2 separate regions of the Mus musculus genome follow, and region 2 is linked to region 1. Evidence: chromatin loops called from intact Hi-C (ENCODE). Cell type or tissue: heart. All regions are shown on one strand. Links, peaks and the distances in the headings refer to the core of each region. The heading gives the core; the rest is flanking DNA. Region 1 holds the start of Pcnx3 (pecanex homolog 3). Region 2 holds the start of Kat5 (K(lysine) acetyltransferase 5).

Region 1 (5,364 bases), core at 67-5,066:
GCCCACTCACTCAGTTTCTCTTGGGAGCTGAGCTTCAGCATTTCTCGATCGGCAGAGGTCACGATCACGTTGTTGCTGCCCTGTTCCCGTACCAGCTCCTTGATGTCTATAACCACATCAGCAGAGTCGTCACAATGACCCTGGGGTCCTCTTCTGTTATCCTGCGCCACACCACCACCACCCAGCCCAGAACAGCAGCCACCTACCTCTGAGGGGCCCAGAATCCTCCATCCGGGGCAGCAACTCCTGATAAGACAGGGGAGAGAGAACGAATAAACAAGCGGGGCGAGCGAGGAGCAGGCTGGGAGCAGGCCCACACCAGGGGCTGACTCCGAGGAGCAGGCTGGGAGCAGGCCCACACCAGGGGCTGACTCCCAGGAGCAGGCTGGGAGCAGGCCCACACCAGGGGCTGACTCCCAGGAGCAGGCTGGGAGCAGACCCACACCAGGGGCTGACTCCGAGGAGCAGGCTGGGAGCAGGCCCACACCAGGGGCTGACTCCCAGGAGCAGGCTGGGAGCAGGCCCACACCAGGGGCTGACTCCCAGGAGCAGGCTGGGAGCAGGCCCACACCAGGGGCTGACTCCGAGGAGCAGGCTGGGAGCAGGCCCACACCAGGGGCTGACTCCCAGGAGCAGGCTGGGAGCAGGCCCACACCAGGGGCTGACTCCCAGGACAGCGGCGAGGGGAGCCTACTCACCGAAACCTGGTTGAAGCCAAACACAGAATGCTGGGAACTGCAGCGTACAGGGGGCGTGGAGCTCACCTTCCGGAACACCGTCATCTCCACACCAGGGTCCCTGCAAACAGGAAGAAGAGCTGAGCAGAAGCTCTCAGCTGTGCTCTCTTTACGGTTTCTTCTCGCCATCCGTAACACCCCTTCCTCCTCAAGACTCCCTTCGACTGCTTTAACCCTGACTACAGCAAGTACTTAGAGCCATTGTCCCCTCAGCCTTCTCTATCCTCCAAGACACAGCCACAATCCCAAGCACAGAGAAAGGACAATCCCTGACACAGCCCACAGCCACTCACCTTGGGAGACTGCTCTCCCCCTGGGCAGCCTCTTCTTCCTGCTCCCCCATGGTAGAGTTGCGTTTCTCCACAATCTCGCCCTGGTCGAACATGGCATGCAGGCGATAGTTCACAGTCTTGATGGTAGCAAAGATGACAGCTACCACCAGGCAGTACACTCCAGCCACCATCAGGCTGGGGGGCAGGACCTGGAGATGACAGTTAAGTTGGATCCTTTCTCACAAAACCCTTGCTCCCTTGAGGGTGTACCTGCCACCACTGTAAAGAACTAGGATTCATCGGTTTACAAAACTTCATCACCCCTTCATGCAACAGTACAAAGAGCCCTGTTAGGGGTAGCCCTCTGTTTAACCGGGTAGATTAAATGAGGCGCTCAAGGTCACTCCATGCAGAAAAGACTTGGTCTTTCCTCTATATAAAACCAAAGTAAACTCTACAGTGAACTCTACAGTGACTCGCTTCACTCCACGCCCCAGGACTCAAGATGCCCATCCCTCCAGACTACACTCCCTCTCGCCATAGTTACAGGTGGTGGCAGCCTCTCACCATGTACAGCAAGAAGGGAAAGATGAGCAAGAAGATCCAGACATAGAGATGGAAGCAGTTGGAGAAGGTGCTCTGATGCGGATCGAAGAACCATCCCCCAGTGAGCGAGGCCCACACCCCCTGGCGCAGGATCTGCAACACCTGAGACCCCATGGCCCAGCCGCTGCTGCGCACGCCCTCCTCCCGGGACCCTCATGGGGGCGGCCCCCGGCCCATGCCCCGCTGGCGCCCGAGGGTCCCGGGGTCCGACTTAGATTTCACGCCATGGCCTCCCCCAGACGGGGGAGGGGATTGGTAGGGTGAGGGCACAGGCAGGGGGCGGGGCCGGCCCAGGCAGTCAGCGGATCAGGCCGGGATACTGGGGTGGGACTGCATCAGAGGCGGGGCCTGGGCCCCCTCCGGTGGCCCAGAACTGTTGTAAAGCGCCGAGCCTGAAAGCAGGCGCAGGGCAAGGGCTGGGCACCCGTCGGCGGCATCCAGAGGTGGGCGTGGAATAGGTGCTCTCGGAGTGCCAGTGATAGGTCCCTTGGCTCCGGACCGGAGAAATCCTTGGGACCCTGAGGTCCACTTCCGGGGTCGCAGGTCACTCGCTTGGGGCTCTGCGTTCGCCCCGCTTCTACCGGTGCCGGCGCAAAGGGGAGGCCGGAAGAAGGAGCCGCGAGCTGCCAGCCTGCACTGGCGCATGCGCCCGTTAGAACCTGTTGGGACCCGGAAAAGGAAAACCTGGCGGCAGAAGTGCGCAAGCGCGGAGAAGTAGCGAAGTGACGGGATGCAGAGGTATCTTAGGCGCGCGCGCAGTCAAATTCTAGAGCCACCAAAATATGGGACGGCCGGGTGAGTCGCCATTGGGTAACGACTTGATGACTGGCGCAAAGCTTTTCCAATGCGTTACAGGAGGCGGGGAAAAGCTGGAGAATGGGACTCCTCACGGCTACTTCCAGTTTGCGTTACCGGGTCACACCCCCGACTTGGGCCGCCTCTCCTTAGTGCGAGACCGTAAATCATGGTTGTCGCTTGGCTTACGCCTCTACTTCCGGGTCAGAGCTTAGCCGAAGCAGAGAGTGATCCTGATCAGGCCTGAGTAGTCGAACAGGATGACATAGGCTTTCTTAAAGTAACAGACACAGGACAAGTGATGAACTAACGAAGAGGTTGTTGAAGGCCCTTCAACTCTGAATCTAATCCCGGGCAAAGTTCTGAACGACAGTTTCAGGTTTTTGCCTCTCGGGTGAAAGGAAGATAATTTTAAATGGTTCCAAGAGCTTCAAGTGTAAGCCGATTTTGAAGTCCCAAACTTCTCTGTTCACATCCCCCTCTAGCACTGAAAAGCAGGGTATCTTGTTATTTCATATATGGAAAGAACGAATCTTAAAGAGCTCTGCAACTTCGTAGCCAAGACCAGATTTTGGTTTTGAGGCAATCACAAGGGTGATTTGGCTGATGAGAATTCAGACACAAGGATTCTTCTCTGTCTTTGCAGAGATCCACTTCGACCGTGAGCAGAGGAGCACCTAACGTAAGGCTTAGAGTTGTGCCGGTGTGTTTGGGGGCGGGGGAGGCGGGAGGAACTACCTGGCCCGCCTTCTACCTCTCTTGGCCAACCTCCCCGGGAACTCCCGTGCACAGCTGCCGGGAGCCTCCGGGAGGGGAGCGGTGCAACCCGCCCACGTCATCTGATGCTGTTTCCTGCAGGAGGGAGAAGAGCGGAAAAAAGTGAAACTCCACCCTCCACCTCTGCCTCCCGCCCCCGGGGCCAAAGTACAAAGGGAGGAGGAAGAAGGGACCGGGGTCGGAGCTGTCGGGGCCCAAGGCACTAGCCCAAGAAGAGGTAGCTTCGGCTCAACTGGGGACTTTCTCTTACCTCTTGTGCCTGGAGACAACAACCAGAGTCCGGGCGCTGACCCTGGCAGGCCCCACCTTACGGTAGGCGGGCGCTGAAGCCAGGTTCCCAGGACTACTTCGGAACTGAGGGACTCTGCTGCTCCAATTCAGCCATGGTGAGGCGCCGGAGGCCAGTGGGCCCCACCCCTCCAGCCTGACCACACTGCCCTTGGTGCCCTCCTCCAAAAGCCCGAGATGCGGGGGGCCGGGAGGCGACACTCCTGGCTCCCCAGAGAGGCGTGGGTCTGGGGCTGAGGGCCAGGGCCCGGATGCCCAGGTTCCGGCTCTAGGGCCTCACAAGCCAGCGGGGGTGGATACCACGGGCACCCGAAGAAGGTCCCCCACACATTCCAACGCCGGCTCCCTGCCATGGAGCCCTTGAAGAACCTCTTCCTCAAGAGCCCGCTGGGGTCATGGAACGGCAGTGGCAGTGGGGGCGGCGGGGGTACCGGTGGAGTCCGGCCGGAGGGGTCTCCGAAGGCAACAGCAGCTTATGCCAATCCTGTCTGGACAGCCCTGTTCGACTATGAGCCCAATGGGCAGGACGAACTAGCCCTGAGGAAGGGCGACCGTGTGGAGGTGCTGTCCAGGGATGCAGCCATCTCAGGAGATGAGGGCTGGTGGGCGGGCCAGGTGGGTGGCCAGGTGGGCATTTTTCCATCCAACTATGTATCTCGGGGTGGAGGCCCACCCCCCTGTGAGGTGGCCAGCTTCCAGGAGCTGCGACTGGAGGAGGTGATCGGCATCGGTGGCTTCGGCAAGGTCTACCGTGGCAGCTGGCGAGGGGAGCTGGTGGCTGTGAAGGCAGCCCGACAGGACCCTGATGAGGACATCAGTGTAACAGCTGAGAGTGTTCGACAGGAGGCCCGGCTTTTTGCCATGCTGGCCCATCCCAACATCATTGCCCTCAAAGCTGTGTGCCTGGAGGAGCCAAACCTATGCCTGGTGATGGAGTATGCAGCTGGTGGGCCTCTTAGCCGGGCCCTGGCTGGTCGGCGTGTGCCCCCCCATGTGCTGGTCAACTGGGCTGTGCAGATTGCCCGAGGAATGCACTACCTGCACTGTGAGGCTCTGGTGCCTGTGATACACCGAGACCTGAAGTCCAACAACAGTGAGTTTCCAGGGGCATGAAGCATGGGCACGGGGAGGCTCGGAGCACGGCCCAGCCGAGGCCCAGGTGCACACGTCTCCTAGCTCAGCTGAGCCTAGTTAGGGAGATGCTGGCCTCACAAGCTCCTTCCTGAGAGGAGTATTAGATGTCCAGGGAATACCCGTGGCCTATCAGTGACCCCCAAAACAGGAATCCCCGGAACCTGGCAGAGTTCTGCCTCTGTCCTGGGAGTCCCTAGTCCCAGTCTTCAGCTGAAGTTTTGACAAGTTTTCAAAACTGAGCTCTCTCAGGCGGCCCTTCAGCACCCTGCTTTACCGTGGTCACCACCTCAGGGAAGTCTTCTGGAAGCTGCTCCTCCAGCCTTCCCCTTCCGAGATTTACAAACGTGGTGTTGCTTCCCTCCCTCTCCCATAGGCAGCTCCTTCAGGACAGAGATCTCAGCAGGGAAGACCCTCCTCCCTGCTCAGAGACTAAGGCTGTTCCATCCCACTCTTTCCTGCCTACATGTTCTCCGGCCGATTATTTCACCTCAGAACCTCAGTTTCAGCCTCCCTAGAATGGGAACAATGAGACCAGAGCAGCTTAAGGACCTTCAGAAGCCCTGACCCAGGATGCCCAGCAAGCAGGGGTCCCCCAGGCCAGGGATGCAAATATGAAGGGAGACTCCATCTCTCACTATCTCGGACTCCCATTCGCTGCCTGTCATAGGCCCAGGAAAAATTGGTGACAGGTTCAGACAGCTTCCTGAAGTGGGCAGGCTTCAAGCCAGTCCAAAACAGGCAGCACTTAGTGAAGT
Region 2 (5,364 bases), core at 79-5,078, 79 kb before region 1:
AGGGTACTCTGGATAGGCAGCCTCCCAAGACCCCTCATACCAAGTGGCGTTGCAGACACTTGAGGCTACGGCCATATTTGAGGCAAAATTCGCACAGGTAGAGGACGGGTAGCGTGGTAAGCTCTTGTGGGTACGGGGAGAAGTACCACGGCTTGAGGCGGTGCCGGCCAAGCTCAATACACTCAATGTTCTTCATCCGGGTGACAATGTCGTCGTGGCTCCGGTCAGACACCAGACTGCCAGTCATTCGTGGTGCTGACGGTATTCCATCTGAGCTGTCCTGAGAATCCTGCCCAAGGCAGATGGCAAATACTAGATGGTAGCAGTTAAGCAGAGCGTGGCGCACGACACTGCCATTGGCTTCTTCCTGCAAGTCTAACATCAGCTAAGGGCAAAGCACCAACCTCCACTTCCAAAATAAAGCGAGGCTGAGAAACTGAGAGTAGAAGAGGCCCAGGGGTTCATCTGCTTGGCTCCCAGCCACCACCCTCCCTGCCTAAGGCCTCACCGAGTGAACACCATGCCCAAGCCCACTCCCCCTTTCCCGGCTTCCCTCTCCCTCTGCTCCTCAAGACCCACCTCATCAGTGCCCAAGCAATTAGATTTCCGCTTCCGTCCAGGCTGGGCTGCCACTGCCCTACGGGCTGACCCATTCTGTGGACAAGACACAAGAGAAAGAGCGACCGTGAGATGATCCTGGAGGAGGATGCTAGACAGCAAGGAATAAGAGGGGAAAGACCAGGCAGGCTGTTGGGATGGCTCAGTGGTTAAGAGCCCTGATCTTCCAGAGGACTTCCTGGGTTCTTTTCCCAGGACCCACAGAGTGGCTCACAACCATCTCTAACTCCAGTTTCAGTGGCTCCAATGCCCTCTTCTGCCCACCTGCACCAGGCATGCAAGTAGAACACATGCAAAACACAGACAAAACATTCAGACACATGAAAAAAGACTGGAAGACTCACCTGAGGGAAAACCGAGGCTGGGGCTGTCTCGCTGGGCACTGGGGTTGCTGGTGAAACCACCTCCACCTTCCGTTTCTGCAGAGAGAAACCAGGAAAGGTGGGTCAGAAGGTAGAGAAGGTGGGACCTGAGAAGAAAGCAAGGTCCCTGGAATTGCTGAGGGTACCGTTGAGCGGTGGTTGGGTTGCAGGCAGGAGCTGGAGGAGAGCGGCTGGTCAGGCTCGCCACCTGGGATGGCCTCCCGCTCCTTGGGCAGGTTGAAGCGGAGTGTGATCTGGACCGGGATTGGCAAGGTCTTCCCGCTGGCCTGGGCGGAGGCCGGCTGCAGAGATAGGTCCAGGGTCTTCCTCTGGGGTGGGGATGGTGGTGGGATGGCGAAGGGGGGGATGGGCCCCTCAGCATGGAATCCCACCCTCTGCCTTCTCTAAAGCAAGGCAGTGCTGGACTCTGGAAGCTACGCCTGCAACTTGGTCCCCATCCTTTGCAAGCTGAAGCCATGGCAGAAGAATGCTGCCTCCTGCCCATTCAGGAACCCCTGAGGCCAAGAGATGCAAGAAGGAAGAGGCAGGAGAGAAAAGATGAAATGGGGGACCTACTCACCACCTCTCTTTCGGGAGAGCCGGGGCGGGACCCAGGAAGTCCGTTCTTGGTAGGTGTCTTGGCCTCTTTCTTGGGAAATTGGATCTTCTTTAAGTCCAGCCGCTCGTGAGTCACCCATTCATCCAGACGTTTGTTGACTGCAGCAGTGAAAACGGCTCAGGAGGGAATGCCAGAGGCTGCCCTCAACCCTCTCCAGCAACCCCACTCCATCCAGGCCCAGGACTCACAGTCAATGTAATGGACATAGAAAAGCTTTCGGCCACTGATGTCCTTCACGCTCAGGATCTCAGCCAGGGCTATGAGAACCACACAGACAGGGAGTCTTAGCCAGGGCAGGTCAGGAGACTCCACCCTTCGACCTGAATCCCACCTCCAGGCTGGAGGCCTGTGTCCCAGCACTCAGAGGGGCTGGTTCAAGACCCCTTTAGTCACCAAGTGACACCTCTCTCCAAGCCCCGCCCGGATCATCTCCGTACGTCCAAAAGCCACGCCCCTCCTCCCGAGTATCTGCGACCGCCCCGGGATTGCAGAAGCCCCTCCCCCTCCCGTGCGATCGTTGACTCCCTCCCGCCCCTCGCCCTCAGGTTCCTTGGACCCGCCCCCCGACGTCACTCACGCCACTCATCTTCGTTGTCCTGGTTGCGCCGCAGCACGGGCAGGCGGCAGCCCTCGATTATCTCCCCCTGGGGAGACAGCGCGGCGCCAGGGTCGGCTACTGGGGGGCCTCGGGCTCTACCCACCTCCCCTGGCTCCCTCCGCCCCGCCCCGGGCACCGGACTCACCACCTCCGCCATCTTCCCTCCCTCCACTGCCACTTCCGGCCCCTCTGGGAGACGTCACTTCCGGAGCTGAGTGCGCTATAGGCCCGAGCCCCTTGAAGCTGTTTGAAAGGGAAACACTTGAGAATCACTGCTAGCTGGTTGGTAGCAAAAAGCCGGCCCGTTTGGGGAATGGAAGAGCAGGACGTTGTAAACCTGAGGCCAAGTACTAGATGGAATCCCCGCTCCTCGCACAGCGATTGGAGGAACGCCGAGTCTGTCACGTGACGCCCACCGGGTGCGACGCCGGTCACTCAGATCATGTTTAGGCTTTGTCTAGAGGCAGTGTTCTGGCGAGCCTCTTAGTGGCAGTGTGAGGTGTCACCCTGAGTAAGAAGCTAAGGAGTGGGGTTTTGAACCCTGGGGAGTCAGTAGACCTGAAGGGATTTAGAGATCCACCCAGGTGTCTGCATAAGATTGCACAGGCCTGGGGGCTTAGCAAGATTTTTCCGTTAATACTGGATTTCTATTTTTAAAATAGTATATATGTGGCTGTATACATGGAAGGTTCAAAATTCCAGTAGGCATTCAGTCAACAAGAATGGATGTCTCAGTTGGTCTTCATTATACATCAGAATCCCAAAGAAGTAGGCGCTAATGACAGTGAAGGAGCGGACTTGTCAACGAGAGTGAGAGCAAGTAGGCAGAGTAAAAGCAGGCTGGCAGTGGAGGCAGAAGCAGGCGAAGCTCTATGAGTTGAGGCCAGCGTTGTCTACAGAGTCAGTTCCAGGACAAGCGGGGTTACACAGATAAGCCCTGTCCTGGGGGTGGCAGGGAGGAAAATCTTGTTTCATGTCTTTCTTTTAGTTTCCAGCAGAAGGTGCATCTTCTGACTTTGAATAACAAGAATAGGTTTGAATAACAAAGGTGTGTTCTCCCTCCTCAAAGATGTGAATTCAAAGTGGATCTTCCACCAAGCCAGCTTGCCAGCACTGGGGAGGCAGAGGCAGGCCTGGTCTACAGAGCAAGTTCCAAGACACCCAGGGCTACACTGAGAAATCCTCTTAAAAACACAAAGCAGTGGGTTTTCCCACTTCAGAGTAGGCAAAATTGTTCACGTATGTGTTCTTCCATTTTTGGGTTTTAGTGAAATCCAGATGTAGTCAAATGGACAACCAAAAATAACTATCACAGATATTGATAACATGCCTAAAGGGTGTAGTGGGGCCCTTTAGCCTTACTTCTAAGTGTTCCCAGTTTAAATGGTTTCGGGTCCATTTGGCCACTTTGAGAAGAGTTTATGTGCAGAAGTAAAGGATTGGTTTCATCACAGGAGCATTAATAATAACACTTGGATTTGATCTGTGTGCAAAATATGTTCAGCATAAGAAGTACTGAAAAGCCAATAGGCCTTTTGTTATTGTTTGTTCTGAGGTGAAGTCTCACTGTGTAGCCCTGCTTGGCCTGGGACTTGTCACAAGGATGACAACAGGCATATGACAGCACACGGCATTTTTCTCTCTTGTGAGTTCTGAGTTGTGCCATCTTTCAGAACATCCAGTCTTCCCCTGAGGAACTGAAGCATCACCACTGTTACTCACAACAGCCTCACAGGGGTGGAGCCATTGCTGCTTCCTTGCTTTGGCTCCGTGAGGCTTTTTTTTTTTTAATTTATGTATTTTATTTTATTTATTTATGTCTGTTCACCTGAGTATGTCATGCACCCATTACACACAGTGCCTGTGAAGGCCAGAAGGAGGCATTGTGGGTGCTGGGAACTGAACACTTTTTTAAAAAAAGATTTATTTATTTATTTATTTATTTATTTATTTATTATATGTAAGTACACTGTAGCTGTCCTCAGACACTCTAGAGGAGGGAGTCAGATCTTGTTTCGGATGGTTGTGAGCCACCATGTAGTTGCTGGGATTTGAACTCCTGACCTTCAGAAGAGCAGTCGGGTGCTCTTACCCACTGAGCTATCTCACCCCCACCCCCCTACCCCCCCACCCCCCCAACACCTTTTTTTAAAAGGTTTATTTATTTATTATATGTAAGTACACTGTAGCTGTCTTCAGACACTCCAGAAGAAGGCGCCAGATCTCATTACAAATGTATGGTTATGAGCCACCATGTGGTTGCTGGGAATCAAACTCAGGACCAGTCAGTGCTCTTAACCACTGAGCCATCTCTCCAGCCCTGAACCCCTGTCTTATGCAAGAGTAGCAAGTGCTCTTAACCATTGAGCCTTCTCTCCAGCCTTTGTAATTATGTACATATATGTATCCAAGTGTGGTTTTGTTCTTCTGAGTGCAAGTGCCCCTGGAGTCTAGAAAAGGGGGTTGGAGCACCTGGAGCTGGAGCTGGTTGTAAACTTCCCAGAGTGCATGCTGCAAGTACAATCTTCACCACCGAGTCATCTCCAGGTCTTCTAACAAGTTCTTTTATATAAAAGTCACACAATTTCTCCTTCATTGTATGTACTTCTCTCTGCTTTCTGCTTTCTGTACCGTCAGTCCGGGTCACTCTTTAACATCATAAACCTTTGCACTGTGGGGATTTGTTTGTTTGCCGCTGTCTCCTCAGCACCACTAGCAGATCACCTAGCTCATGTTTATTGACTGCCACAGGCCCAGGAAACACTGAATGAGCATGTGAAGCATGGATGCCCAAGCTGATTTCCAGAGCTTTCAGGAGCCTAAATCCAAGCCAAGCTACTGGCACACATTAAAAAGGGGTTTTGTTTGTTTGTTTGTTTTTTAATTCTACATGTCTGGGTGTTTTGCCTCATGTGTGTCTGTGCATTGCATGCCTGCCTGGTGCCAGCAAAGAGAGACTGGATTTAAAGGTAGTTGTAAGCCAGTGTATAGATGCTGAGAATAAAACCTGGGTCCTCTGGAAGAAGAGCCAGTGCTCATACCACTCAGCCATCTCCAGCCCCAAGGACTCCTTTTAAAAGAAGAGGAAAGACCTGGGCGTGGTGGCACACACTTTTAATCCCAGCACTTGGGAGGCAGAGGCTGGCGGATTTCTGAGTTCAAGGCCA

What was found. A loop is a pair of places that touch in the nucleus more often than their neighbours do. Peaks named below come from ENCODE experiments on the same cell type or tissue, not always from the same donor. Only the 100,000 strongest peaks of a DNase experiment are listed, where the experiment ranks them.
Region 2: it touches region 1 in a loop (2.3-fold over the local background); 4 of 42 quality-filtered maps call a loop at or near these places.

What each region holds. Positions count from the first base shown.
Region 1 is chr19:5,686,421-5,691,784 of GRCm38, forward strand. It overlaps Pcnx3 (pecanex homolog 3), which reads right to left and starts at 2,488. Exons shown (of 35, transcript NM_144868.3): 1 at 1,577-2,488; 2 at 1,031-1,218; 3 at 699-798; 4 at 207-246; 5 at 11-106. The coding sequence starts at 1,729. Map3k11 (mitogen-activated protein kinase kinase kinase 11) reads left to right here and starts at 2,711. Exons shown (of 12, transcript NM_022012.3): 1 at 2,711-2,846; 2 at 3,057-3,092; 3 at 3,269-4,568. The coding sequence starts at 3,827. In heart, for the core only: CTCF peaks have their summits at 2,309 and 3,565; DNase peaks (open chromatin) are centred at 766, 2,511, 3,291 and 4,001; H3K4me3 peaks cover 4,415 bases; H3K27ac peaks cover 4,281 bases.
Region 2 is chr19:5,607,676-5,613,039 of GRCm38, forward strand. Kat5 (K(lysine) acetyltransferase 5) reads right to left here and starts at 2,419. Exons shown (of 14, transcript NM_178637.2): 1 at 2,343-2,419; 2 at 2,177-2,243; 3 at 1,788-1,856; 4 at 1,561-1,697; 5 at 1,127-1,282; 6 at 963-1,037; 7 at 580-654; 8 at 41-289. The coding sequence starts at 2,354. In heart, for the core only: CTCF peaks have their summits at 2,691 and 4,461; DNase peaks (open chromatin) are centred at 386, 1,246, 2,096, 2,536 and 1 weaker place; H3K4me3 peaks cover 2,548 bases; H3K27ac peaks cover 2,192 bases.